4 separate regions of the Homo sapiens genome follow, and regions 1, 2 and 3 are each linked to region 4. The links are chromatin contacts, found by Hi-C or POLR2A ChIA-PET in ENCODE. All regions are on one chromosome and are shown on one strand. Each heading gives the region's core, a stretch centred on a gene start or an enhancer-like site at or near the end of the contact. The rest is flanking DNA. Distances are from core to core; before and after follow the strand shown.

Region 1 (3,253 bases), core at 421-2,920, 910 kb after region 4:
CTGTAATTCTCACAAAAGCCGGGTTAGTTATTAGGTGTCTTTTATTGAGAAACTGAGGCCAAAGAGAGGTATGGTAATTTGCCCCAGGTCGCGCTTCTGGCAAGTGCGGGGTCCAGGATTTACACCTAAGTTGTCTCTTTCGTTAACTCTGCTGCTTCTCAAATGCAGTATATATATATATATTTACCTACATAAAGTGACGCAATAAAATCAGTACACATAAGCTTAAGCCTGTTTCAAGAAAAAAGCTTCCTTGGACAATACAAATGAATGATAAGATAATCTCATTTAAACCTGTTATTAAAATAATAGCCCATATTGAATTATTCAGAACCCCAAATCTCGCTTTTTAAAAATCAAGGGTCGGCTGAGCACGGTGGCTCACGCCTGTAATCCCAGCACTTTGGGAGGCAGAGGCGGGCGGATCACGAGGTCAAGGGATCGAGACCATCCGGGCCAACATGATGAAACCCCGTCTCTACTAAAAATACCAAAAAAATTAGCCGGGCGTGGTGGTGGGCGCCTGTGGTCCCAGCTACTCGGGAGGCTGAGGCAGGAGAATGGCGTGAACCCGGGAGGCGGAGCCTGCAGTGAGTGGAGATTGCACCACTGCACTCCAGCCTGGGCGACAGAGCGAGACTCCATCTCAAAAACAAAAACAAAAACAAAAAACAAAAATTAGCTGGGCGTGGTGGCAAGTGCCTGTACTCCCAGCTACTCGGGAGGCTGATGCAGAGAATCGCTTGAACTCGGGAGGCGGAGGTTGCAGTGAGCCGAGATCGCGCCACTGCACTCCAGCCTGGGCGACACAGCGAGACTCCGTCTCAAAAAAAAAAAAAAAAAAAAAAGGAAAAGAAAAGAAAAATCATAGGTATCTGTGTGGAATAAATTAACTACAAATCCCCAAGACGACTCTTGTCATCAATATTTCAATCCATAATTTAGCAAACACACACAGACATCCCTTATAGGGATACAGTTCCAGGCCTTTCTTTGGGCATCCGTTTCGAGACCTGGAGAGACTCTGATGTCTGTGTGTGACTAAGGAGAAGAATAGCTGAATCATATCCAAAAGCGAGTCCTCCCAATTAAGAATCTATAATACAAATCAAGACAATGACAGCATTCCATCTGCCTTTTAACCTCAACAGCTCCTCCTCCCAAGCCAGCCAGCCTACTCCCCTCCCTCATTCCCCCCCAAACTGGGAAATCATCTCGGAGGCCGGAGGCAGAAAGGGGCGGTAGGTGGCCGGGCCCCGCTGCCTCTCGCGCCTCCCGGGGCCCGCCACACACGGTGCCAACGGGACGCCGCGGTCGGCCGCATGAGCGCAAAAGCAGGGCAGCGAGGTGAGCAGAGCCAGAGTTCAGAAGGGGCCGCAAGTCAGACGAGGGGCTGGGAAAAAAGAGCCTCTCCCAAGGTTAACAGAAGCGTGCGGAGCGTGAGAAGCAGCACCTCGCACGCAGACTCGCCCGCCGGCCGGGTGGCACCGCTCAGCCGCCCGCCCGCTAGAAGGCAGCGCGGCCCCGGCCCGGCCCAGCCCGGCGCATGCGCCGCAGCCCCTCCTCCGCTCCCGGCGCCCGCCCCTCCCTCTTCCTGGCGGGTCTGGGGCGGCGGCGGCGGCGGCGGCGGCGGCGCGGTGACGTCAGGGCGTTGGGGCAGCTCCTGTGACAGACGGAGCTGGAGCGGCGGGGCGGCGGCGGAGTCCGGCGGCCGGGAGAGCGAGTGAGCGAGCGGAGGAGCAGCGACACGGGAGTCTAGGGAGCGAGAAGGAGAAGGAGGGGAGCGCTCGGGCGCGAGCGAGAGAAACCGCGAGCGCCGAGCTTGGACTCGAGCCCCGGAACGGCTGAGGAGCCCGCCCGCTCCCCTCCCCTCCCCCTCCCCGGGCCCGGGCCCAGCGCGCCATCCTCCCCCCTCCTTCCCTCCCTCCCTCCTTCCTCCCTCCCCTCTCCCTCCCCCTCCCCCGCCGGTGGATGGGAGTGAAGGACGGAAGAGGCCCTGCGGAGGCGGCGGTGCAGCGCTCCGGTAAGGCGGCGCGGGTCTGCGCCCTCCCCTCTGTCTCCTCCACCGCGCCCGGGCGGCTGCAGGCCGGACCCGGCGGCCTGACGATGTGGCTGCGCCGGTCCCCTCCCTCCCATTCTCCCCTCCCCCTGCCTCCGCCGCCGCCTCCTCCTTCTTCTTCTCTCCTCGCTCTCAAAATGGCGGCCGCGACGGCCGTTGAGTGAGAGACCCGGAGGAGGGGGACTGTCCGGGGAGGGCGCTGCCCTCGCTCCTCTCCTCCCGGGCCCGGCTTTGGGGGCTGCCGGCGCCTCTGCGACCCCCGCCCCGCGGCCCTCCCCAAGAAGGGATCGCCCTCCTCCCTCGGTGACTTAGCAAGAAAAGTATTCTTGGGTTGGAAGGGCGTGGGGACCAGGTAGCTCTCTGATCTTGGGGAAAAGGATCGGCCCTGCTCTCCCCGGCCGCGGAGACGAGCACCGCAGTCCCCACCCCACCCTCAGTTATCGGCTCGGGGACCGGCTCAGCCCCGCGCCGCCGGGGCACTCATAGGGCCTTCCAGGCATTCCGTCCCCGACTGGTCCTTAAGATGGGGTTGACCAGCGGAGGGTGGCCCACCGTCTCCCTGGCCCCCGGTGCGGCGGTCCAGCCTCAGCACCCGCCGAGGAGAGGCAGCCCGGCCCACCGAGCAATCCGCAGCATCCACCCACCGAATCTGGCAGGATTTTCTTTCTGCCACCGGCTCCTCGGTCGGGAGTTGCCTTTTGATGCTGTTAACATTCAGCTTCGAGGCTCCCTGCCATTCCCCTTCGTCTAATCTCATCTCCCTGCCCCTTTGGGAAACGCAGTGCCTCTGCATATTTACCCTCTTTAGCCTCCCACATGAGAAAATGCCTTTGAGGTGGTCGACACATTTTGACTCTGCACCTCTAAACGTAGCAGTAGAGGGGAAGAGGTTTTCCGTATTTAGTAGGAGAGAGCAAGGTACCATAGCTTTATATGTTATGCTACCTTTCTTCAGTGACTTAGCAAGAAACTCCTTGGGAAGAGGGCAGGAAATTTTCTTTTGGGGTTTGGGCCCAATTTATATCAGTCTTTTGGTTAAGAAAATACGCCTTTGAAGAGGAGGACCAGATTTGTGGTCTCGTTCTCAATGGGCGATGTCATGCCAAGGTCCCCCCTCCCTCTTTCCTTAAGTGGCAGTCCGGACAAATAGAGATATTACTGATATTCCCATCTCTCCTTTAAGCACACAGTCTT
Region 2 (3,085 bases), core at 355-2,854, 580 kb after region 4:
AGGGTGAAGTGAGCTGTGATCACGCCACTGCACTCCCAGCCTCAGTGACAGAGCAAGACGCCAGCTCAAAAAAAAAAAAAAGGAACTGGCGCGATGGCTCACACCTGCAATTCCAGCATGTTGGGGGGCCGAGGTCAGGAGTTCAAGACCAGCCTGGCCAACATGGTGAAACCCCATTTCTACTAAAAATACAAAAATGAGCACGGTGTGGTGGCATGTACCTGTAATCCCAGCTAGTTGGGAGGCTGAGGTAGGAGAATTGCTTCAACCCAGGAAGCGGAAGTTGCAGTGAGCAGAGATCACACCACTGCACTCCAGCCTGGGCGACAAAGCGAGACTCTATCTCAAAAACACACAAACAAAAGGCAACTTTTTCAGCAGAACCGAGACAGACACGGAGAATGTTTCTATAAAGACCAAAAGCAAAAGCCCCAAACAAAACCCACCAATGGTTTCAGCTTTCTTTCACCGAGAGACCACCAGGCCAAACCAACAGAGAAGTCTTGGAGATTAAGGTAAGTAAATACTTCCAGTCCAGACAATACCATGCAAGTTGGCAGAAGCATGTAACAACATGCACCCTCAAATAGTATCAGTAAGAAGAGATAAAAGATAAAATTGTAAAACTGAACAAGTTTATTCATGGTGATAAAGCAACAGGAGCCTGATGAATAAGGAAAGAGTCCTTCAAGGACGGGCACAGTAGCTCATGCCTGTAAGAGGATCACTTGGGCCCAGGAGTTTGACCAGCCTGGGCAACACAGTGAGACCTCATCTCTACAAAAAATAAACAAAATTAGCCAGCTATGGTGGCACACGCCTGTAGTCCCAGTTGGGAGGCTGAGGTGGGAGGATCACCTGAGCCCAGGAGGTTGAGGCTGCAGTGAGCCGAGATCGTGCCACTGCACTCCAGCCTGGGTGACAAAACGAGACCCTGTCTCCAAAAAAAAAAAAAAAAAAAAAGTTCAAGGAATATGTGTGCATTCGCACACTAATAAAGGGACTGTGCACAGTCCAGAAAAATATTTGAAAATATAACCTCTCTACCTACCTAACGCCATACAGGAAAACCCCTGAATCTCTCAGGAAAGGGAGGAGCACGAACTAATCTAAGAACCCAAAGGAGAACGAAGCTTCAGTTTAAGATAGATGTGGTCACAAAGACGGTTTCACAAACCACTCTGCTGTGGTTATTTGCCATAAAGCAAATAACCAGCACACAGGGAGCTTTGGCTACCTTGTGCGAGCTTCAGATTTAAGCAAGGCACCAAATAAGGGAAGGATTCTGGCGCATCAACTCCCAGGAAAAGTGTTTCAAGTTAAAAATGGTCATTCAGGTTTGGATGTGAACTTCTGTATCTGCTCTTTATCAACAGAGGCAACTCTACCTCCCTGGCAGCTAGCAGCAGAAAAAGAAGAAAACTGTTAGAATACAAATGGATTACACAAAGACAACAACATGGCCTGCTACAGCCTGGCATTCGCCTTGACACTAAAAACAAGGCTAGAAACACGCATTGCAGATCTTCTGGGATTCCACATCTGAGCTGAACCAAGCATGTCCAGGAGAAGGCAGGCCATGATGTCACTTTCCCCCCCCACAGCCAGATGCTTCAAGATGAAGGCTGTAAACCACAGCACTGTTGGTGAGAGACTCAGTTTCACTGTGACTGGAGGCAAGGCCTGCTTCCAGCTAGTTTTTTTGGTCAATCAAATCTTTTCTGTGCTGGTTCCCAGACCCAAACTCTGTAGTTCAAAAGTCAAAGCAAACACCTCAAATCTTTTATCTTTGATCCAATTCTTTATCTTCCAAATTCTCTCTTCGTCCTCTGTCTCTGAACAATGAAAATCAATCTTAACAAGGATCCACAAAGCAAGGAAAACATGGGCATTAACTTCTTCCTAATTTATTTAAAATGCTCTGTCACTGCTATCATTAAACGTATAGAAAAAAATTTGAGTTTAGAGTTAAAAGGGAAGAGGCCGGGCGCAGTGGCTCATGCCTGTAATCCCAGCACTTTGGGAGGCCGAGGTGGGTGGATCACCTGAGGTCAGGAGTTTGAGACCAGCCTGGCCAAAAATGGCAAAACCCTGTCTCTACTGAAAATACAAAAATTAGCTGGGTGTGATGGCGGGTGCCTGTAATCCCAGCTACTTGAGAGGCTGAGGCAGAAGAATCACTTGAACCCGGGAGGCGGAGGTTGCAGTGAGACGAGATCATGCCATTCCACTCCAGCCTGGGCAACAGGGCAAGACTCTATCTCAAAAATATATTTAAGAAAAAAGAAAAAAAAGTCGGGCGCGGTGGCTCACGCCTGTAATCCCAGCACTTTGGGAGGCCCAGGAGGGCAGATCACGAGGTCAGGAGATCGAGACCATCCTGGCTAACACAGTGAAACCCTTTCTCTACTAAAAATACAAAAAAAAAAAAAATTAGCCAGGTGTGGTGGCGAGCACCTGTAGTCCCAGCTACTCAGGAGGCTGAGGCAGGAGAATCACTTGAACCCGGGAGGCGGAGCTTGCAGTGAGCCAAGATCGCACCACTGCATTCTAGCCTGGGTGACAGAGCGAGACTCCGTCTCAAAAAAAAAAAAAGGGAAGAGAAGAATGACAGCGATACAAGTAAATAAACTGCTGGTTATACAAGTATGCTTACATTGTCACAATTTATCACCTGTATGGCTCTGTTATGTGCACTTTTCTGTGTATATATATTTTTGGAAGATTTCTTTTAACTCTGCAATAATTTTTTAAATTGCCACAACTTTTTCTACTAGTCCACAAAAAGCCTTTGTTTCACAGCCAATAAATACCCTTTGCCCCATATGTCCTAATCCCCACCATTATTCTAACTCTGAGGTGGTAGACATGCAGATGACTGGTGCTATAATAAACAACTTTCTGCTACCCCTCGGTGGACAAAGCTGTGCAGATGTGTTGATGGTGTATGCTATATCCCCAGTGTACGGATGTAAAGACAAGGAAAGAGATTAAAAAATCTGTTCATGCAAACAAAAAGAAATTTAGGAATGCAACCCATAAGATCTCACTCCTGGTCTGCAGTGACCACAAGTGACAGCTTCCT
Region 3 (3,072 bases), core at 383-2,882, 570 kb before region 4:
CTTCAGAAGCTCTGGGCTCTAGGTGGGGCTCATGCAATTCCATTGGCAGCAGAGAAGCTGCCCTCCCTGGAGAGAGGCTCCATCCTGTTGCAGAGCTGAAATACAGAGCAGGGGATTGCGGGGTGAGCCCTTGAGGGGCCCCAGGGCTAACAGCCTTTGATCAGGGAACTGTGCCACCAGGGTTCAACAGAGGCACACCCCCACCCCACCCATCTCCTTCCAGCCCCTGGTTTTCCCCTGTCCCTGCCTGGGTGGGTTATAAATAGCCAGGGCGCATCTGAAGGGCCCTTTCAGCCACAATTCCTCATTTGGTGCGGGCGGGTGAGGCTGTGGCGAGGGCTTGGGAACGACCAGGCCTGGCATTCCCCAGGGCACAAGTATGCCAGCTCAGGGCCTGGTACCACGGGTTCTTCTGTCTCCCGCCCGGCGGGCTCCAAGTGCATGGCATGGGCTGCCCACATGAGTCAGACCTGCAGGTGACACGAAGAAGGGCCTAAAACCCCACAGGCCCCTGCTGTGTTCCTTCCTCCACTCAAGAGGACATGAGGTGCCCTTGGAAGTCTGCCAGGATATCCTCGTCCCCGTTCCCCACACCTCTACACGGCATGGTGAGACTGACGCCCACTTCTTCCCAAAATCCCTGAACCCCACACAAGTGACTCCCTGAGTATCCAGGGCCTCTCTACTCCACCCTGTCCCCGGTGGCTGGAAATTCCAGTGAGTAATGAGAGTGCCCCTCCATCAGACACAGACTCCACTCACAGGCCCTCGGTGCCCCCCTGGAGGGGAAGTGACTCACCAGTCCCCACAGCTTCCCTCCCCTTCCCTGACAAATGCCCTGAGCCAGCCCTGGACCTGAGCTCCACACTCCATCTGCCTCGGCCTGGCTCCTAATGTTCTCCATAGAAGCAGCCTGCTTCAAAGGCCCCCCCAAACGGTTTATTCCAAAGCCAGAGGCCTCCCTCTCCGACTCTTTGGCCTCTGCAGTCTAGAGTTTCTCCAAGCCCTCAGCTGCCCTGTTGATGCAGGCACTGCCCCGACCACTCTCTGGTGTAGGCTGGCCCTTCATTCTCCCGCCTCCTGTAAATGTGGAGTCACTTGCTTGGGCCCAGCCTCAGCCCTCTGCTCCCTTCCCCCAGAGAAGCAGCCCTTCTCCCTTCCAGGCCAGTGGTGGCCCGCTGCCAGCTGCAGCCCTGGTGTCTTGCTGGGCTCTAGGTCTAGCACCTGCCCCGGCCACTGGGTCTCCTCACTTGGAAGCCCAGCCACGGCCCTTCCACTCCACACATCTGGACCAAAGGACCCTTCCTCCTTCTGAAACAGCTTCCCCTTCCGGGTTTCCACTTCTGTTAGTGCGGCCGCCATCTTACGAGTCTTCCTTCCCTCAACCCCCACATCCCTTTTACCAAGTCCTTCGGTTCTTCTTTTCCTTTGCCAAAGCCACCACCCCACCAAGCTTTAGAGCCTCTTACACCCACACGACCACACGTACTTCCCCACTTTGGCTCCTGATCTTGTCTGTCCATCTGTCTGTTCATTCATTCATTCATACCCAGAAAAGGCCTGGCATGGCACACATACGAGGCTGGGAGACGGGGCCCTTGCCGTTCTCAGGCTCTCGATCCGTCTGGGGTGAGGACGTGTGAACACACGAGGCAGTGTTCTCGTTTACCAGCCACCCTGGGGATGGAGGACAGTGGCACTAACGCTGCCTGAGAGTGAAAGCTTCACAGGACAGTGGCTTCTGAGTAGCATCTGGAAATAGGGAAGGGTTTCCAGGCAAAGAAGAGAAGGCCCGAAAGGAAAGGGTTAAGCAGCTTCAGCAACCCGGTTGCAGTGGCGCACCTGAAATCTCAGGTACTCAGGAGGCTGAGGTGGGAGGATCGTTTGAGCTCAAGAGTTGGAGGCTGCAATGAGCTATGATCGCACCACTGCACTCCAGCCTGGGCAACAGAGCCAGACTCTGTCTTGAGGGAGGGAGGGAGGGAGGAAGGAAGGAAGGAAGAGAGGAAGGAAGGCAGGTTAAGAAGCGCTGCTTGCTAGAGGACAGAAGATGAACTTGGAGAAGTGGGCTGAACAGCATCATGGAGGGTGAGGGGCATAAGCACACACCACACCTAGCTACTGTTTGAAATCTTTCGCAGCCACTGAGATTTCTGACACCATCAAGTCTAAATCTCAGTCTCCAATGGTTGACTCCCCACAGTCTTCCCCCACACCCACCCTCCATTCCCTCCTTCCCTGACCCAATCAGCAAGCATTTGTTAACGCCTGACCCAATCAGCAAGCATTTGTTAACGCCTGACCCAATCAGCAAGCATTTGTTAACCACCTGACCCAATCAGCAAGCATTTGTTAACGCCTGACCCAATCAGCAAGCAGTTGTTAACCGCCTGACCCAATCAGCAAGCATTTGTTAGCCGCCTGCTGTGCACCAGGCAGTGTGCTAGCATCGGAATGCAGCCATGGACAGGGAACCCCGTGCCTACCCTCGCGGAGCTGACAGTCTCAGGGACAGATTGACCTGGTGACTGACTCCCAAGGCAGTGTCAAGGGAGGGGCAAGGCCGTACTGGGGAGGGGAGCAGTGTCAGAACTCTGCAGCTGAGGTGCCACTTTTCTGGAAGGGATAACATGGAAACACCTATTGCGATTTTTTTTTTTTTTTTTTTTTTTTTTGAGACGGAGTCTCGCTCTGTCACCCAGGCTGGAGTGCAGTGGCATGATCTCAGCTCACTGCAACCTCCGCCTCCTCGGTTCAACCCATTCTTTCGCCTCAGCCTCCCAAGTAGCTGGGATTACAGGAACCCGCCACCAGGCCCGGCTAATTTTTGTATTTTTAGTAGAGATGGGGTTTCATCATGTTGGCCAGGCTGGTCTCGAACCCCTGACCTCAGGTGATCCACCCGCCTCGGCCTCCCAAAGGGCTGGGATTACAGGTGTGAGACACGGCACCTGGCCCACTGCTTATTTTTAGATTCGACTTTAAACGTCACCTCCTCCAGGGAGCCTCCCGTGACTCCCCGTTGGCTGCGTCAGATGTGCCCGCTGGTGCCCTCAGAGCCCACTCTACGTT
Region 4 (3,133 bases), core at 22-2,521:
ATCTTCCTGACATGTTCTGGGGGCATGTCTTCCTTCTGGGCATCCACAAACCCAAACTTCCGCTTTTCTGCATAGCGCTTGGCCTGCAATTGCTGCCATTTTCGAGCTGGAAAGGCACCTCAGTTTAAAGGCCTGCACACCCTCCCCCTAATCCTCTTCACCTCTTGCCCTAGGGTAAGCTCCTGTCAGTGAGTGTGAGGGAGAAGCAGGCACCAGCAGGAAGAAGCACCCCTTGCCAATTCCCTTACCATTTTACTCTGTTTTTCCTTTCATCACATTGATCACTATCTGACTTTTTTTTTTTTTTTTGAGAGGTTGTTTCACTCTGTCTCCCAGGCTGGAGTGCAATGGTGCGATGTCGGCTCACTGCAACCTCCGCCTCCTGGGTTCAAGCCATTCTCCTGCCTCAGCCTCCCCAGTAGCTGGGATTATAGACACGCGCCACCACACACGACTCATTTTTGTATTTTTCGTAGAGACGAGGTTTCACTGTGTTGGCCAGGCTGGTCTCGAACTCCTGACCTCAGGTGATCCGCCCGCCTGGGCCTCCCAAAGTGCTGGGATTACAACCGTGAGCCACCGCGCCCGGCCTGACATTTTTATTACAGAGCTTCAAGGTTTTGTTATTCTCTGTCTCTCCCGCTGTAATTTAAACCCCGTAAGGACAGGAATTTTGTCTCCGTCACTACTGTACCCCCGCTGGATCAGCGCTTGCAAATAATACGCGCTTAAAATGACTTGATGAAAAATTAACTGGAAATAACAAGGGAGCTGACACCTCAGGAGCTGCCCAAACGGGGAGGGTCCCCACCCGCCTGCGCGCGCGCACACCCGCCCCGCCTCCGGCCCGCGCGCCGCTCCACACTCTCGCCTCACCTTTCTCCTGCAGCTTCTCCTCCGACATGTAGTCCGGTAGCGGGGCTAGAGGGCCAGGCACCGGGTTACCCGGCCCTCGATAAGGAAACACTCCGGCCATATCCGGAGAATCTGGGGAGCGGCGGGATAGAAAAATTCACTAACCACAGGCCCGGGCCCACAAGAAGCGCAGCAGAAAGGCGTCCGGGGACCCCGGCCTGCAGTCCCGCCACACAGTGCATCCAGCCCCGCCCGGCCTAACCCCTTCGGTCACTCGGCCCGACCCGACCACGCCTCCCGCAGCCCGGCCTTAAACGCCTGCCACGCACCCCACAGGCCCTCACACAAGAGGCCGCTTTCCCCGCAGCGCAATGGCGGCCAGACTGCGTCCGCTCCGCGTTCCCAGCGCCGGGAAGTGCGCAACCCGAGTTCAGCAGTTGATCCAGTCGGCGCCGAGGTGCTCAGATGGATTAGTGAGACGACCAATTAGAGTTGCACACTGCGCCGAGGAGGCGGGCCCATAGGCGGAAAGGCTTTGAACGCAAGGGGGTGTGGTCGGGGTGAAGCCCCGCCTCCTCCATTTCCGAGGCTGTTTCTGGGGCCTCTGACAGACCTCAGCGTGTGATGGGCTCCCGGCGTCGCACTGTGAGAGAGCGAAGTCTAAAGGGTTTGAATAAATTTGCCAAGATTGCGCATTGTACGATGTCTGTTGTCATCAATGTGTACATGCAATGCAGTACTAGCTCCTGGACAGTCATTTGTTCATGCATTCATTCATTTAACCATCACTGTCTACCGAGGACGAGGGATAAAGCAGGAAAAAAGACAACCAGTAGAGTTCACAGGGGAGCAGAAAGGCAGGCAAGAATTAAGACCTTGGCCGGGCGCGGTGGCTCACGCCTGGAATCGCAGCACTTTGGGAGGCCGAGGCAGGCGGATCACTTAAAGCCAGAAGTTCGAGGCCAGCCTGGCCAACATGGTGAAACCCCGTCTCTACTAAAAATACAAACATTAGCCGGGCGTGGTGGCGGGCGCCTGTAGTCCCAGCTACTCGGGAGGCTGAGGCAGGAGAATCGCTTGACCCGGGAGGGGGAGGTTGCAGTGAGCCAAGATCGCGCCACTGCACTCCAGCCTGGGTGACAGAGCGAGACTCTGTCTCGGGGGAAAAAAAAAAGTCTGAAATTCTGTGGAGGGTGCAGAGGAATTGTAACCCATACAGCCCCTGAATCTAGTTGAGAATTTACAAATCAAAGTGAAATAATTAGAAAAAAATTCAAAGGATGTCAATGTGCTTTCAGAACGGTAAAAATTTAAAAAATATTCCTTTTGTTTTTTTGAGACAGGGTCTCACTCTGTTGCCCAGACTGGAGTGCAATGGCGCGATCTCAATTCATCACAACCTCCACCTCCCAGGATCAAGCAATTCTCCTGCCTCAGTCTCCAGAGTAGCTGGATTACAGGCACGCGCCACTACTGCCGGCTAAGTTTTGGATTTTTAGTAGAGACAGGGTTTCACTATGTTGGCCAGGCTGGTCTCAAACTCCTGACCTTACGAAATCCTCCTGCCTCGGCCCTCCCAAAGTGCTGGGATTACAGGCGTGAGCCCCCATGCCCGGCCTGAAATCTATTTTTTAATGCTGGGTGTTCTAAAGGTCCCTACAGTCAAAAAAGACAGAGGAGAATTGTTAAAGATTTGATGGAGATGGATGGATGTGAGGATTTCATAAAGGTAAATGGAGAGGAAGGAAAAAGGTAATCCCAAGTGGTAGAACTACTAGAAAGAGTTAAGAAAGAAGCCGGGCACCGTGACTCATACCTGTAATCCTAGCACGTTGGGAGGCAGCGGCGAGAGGATTGGTTAAACTCATGAGTTTAAGACTAGCCTGGGCAACATACTGAGACCCTCATCTCTACAAATAATAAAAATATTAACCAGGCATAGTGGTACATGCCTGTAGTCCCAGCTACTCGGGAGGCTGAGGTGGGAGGATCATGATGGCACCACTGCACTCCAGCCTGGGTGACAGAGCGAGGCTGGTTTCATAGAAAAAAAGTGGGGGTTTTGGTTTGTTTTTTGTTTTTTGAGGCAGAGTCTCACTCTGTTGCCAGGCTGGAGTGCAGTGTCACAATCTCGGCTCACTGCAACCTCTGCCTCCAGGATTCAAGCGATTCTCCTGCCTCAGCCTCCTGAGTAGCTGGGGTTACAGGCATGTGCCACCACACCCGGCTAATTTTGTATTTTTCGTAGAGATGGCGTTTCTCCATGTTTGTCAGGCTG

The links. A loop is a pair of places that touch in the nucleus more often than their neighbours do. ChIA-PET counts read pairs that join two places held with the same protein, here RNA polymerase II (POLR2A). Pooled maps may share reads with other maps.
Region 1: a pooled map shows a loop between it and region 4 (8-fold over the local background). The contact joins the promoter of PAFAH1B1 here to the promoter of PRPF8 in region 4. A Hi-C loop is called at or near these places in 5 of 50 pooled maps. POLR2A ChIA-PET finds 5 or more read pairs at or near these places in 2 of 52 experiments (GM10248 and activated CD8-positive, alpha-beta memory T cell).
Region 2: a pooled map shows a loop between it and region 4 (6-fold over the local background). The contact joins the enhancer-like site here to the promoter of PRPF8 in region 4. A Hi-C loop is called at or near these places in 5 of 50 pooled maps. POLR2A ChIA-PET finds 5 or more read pairs at or near these places in 2 of 52 experiments (CD8-positive, alpha-beta memory T cell and activated B cell).
Region 3: a loop to region 4 is called in a map of naive thymus-derived CD4-positive, alpha-beta T cell, with 12 times the contacts of the local background. The contact joins the enhancer-like site here to the promoter of PRPF8 in region 4. A Hi-C loop is called at or near these places in 1 of 168 maps with a recorded cell type or tissue (naive thymus-derived CD4-positive, alpha-beta T cell) and 3 of 50 pooled maps. POLR2A ChIA-PET finds 5 or more read pairs at or near these places in 2 of 52 experiments (HEK293 and Panc1).

The regions. Positions count from the first base shown.
Region 1 is chr17:2,591,984-2,595,236 of GRCh38, forward strand. PAFAH1B1 (platelet activating factor acetylhydrolase 1b regulatory subunit 1) reads left to right here and starts at 1,671. Exons shown (of 11, transcript NM_000430.4): 1 at 1,671-2,023. RefSeq lists an enhancer at 877-1,605 and silencers at 1,440-1,659, 1,710-1,939, 2,350-2,409, 2,470-2,519.
Region 2 is chr17:2,258,732-2,261,816 of GRCh38, forward strand. All of the region lies in intron 8 of SMG6 (SMG6 nonsense mediated mRNA decay factor), which reads right to left. Among named protein-coding and RNA genes, the nearest start is that of SMG6, 44 kb to the right of the region's middle. RefSeq lists enhancers at 505-704, 985-1,114. Within about 2 kb of position 1,605, at least 8 of the 41 ENCODE cell types and tissues checked have a DNase peak (open chromatin) inside an H3K27ac peak, as active enhancers do.
Region 3 is chr17:1,110,630-1,113,701 of GRCh38, forward strand. The region is part of intron 2 of ABR (ABR activator of RhoGEF and GTPase); the gene reads right to left. Among named protein-coding and RNA genes, the nearest start is that of ABR, 68 kb to the right of the region's middle. Within about 2 kb of position 1,633, at least 2 of the 41 ENCODE cell types and tissues checked have a DNase peak (open chromatin) inside an H3K27ac peak, as active enhancers do.
Region 4 is chr17:1,683,596-1,686,728 of GRCh38, forward strand. It overlaps PRPF8 (pre-mRNA processing factor 8), which reads right to left and starts at 1,272. Exons shown (of 43, transcript NM_006445.4): 1 at 1,185-1,272; 2 at 877-987; 3 at 1-106. The coding sequence starts at 976.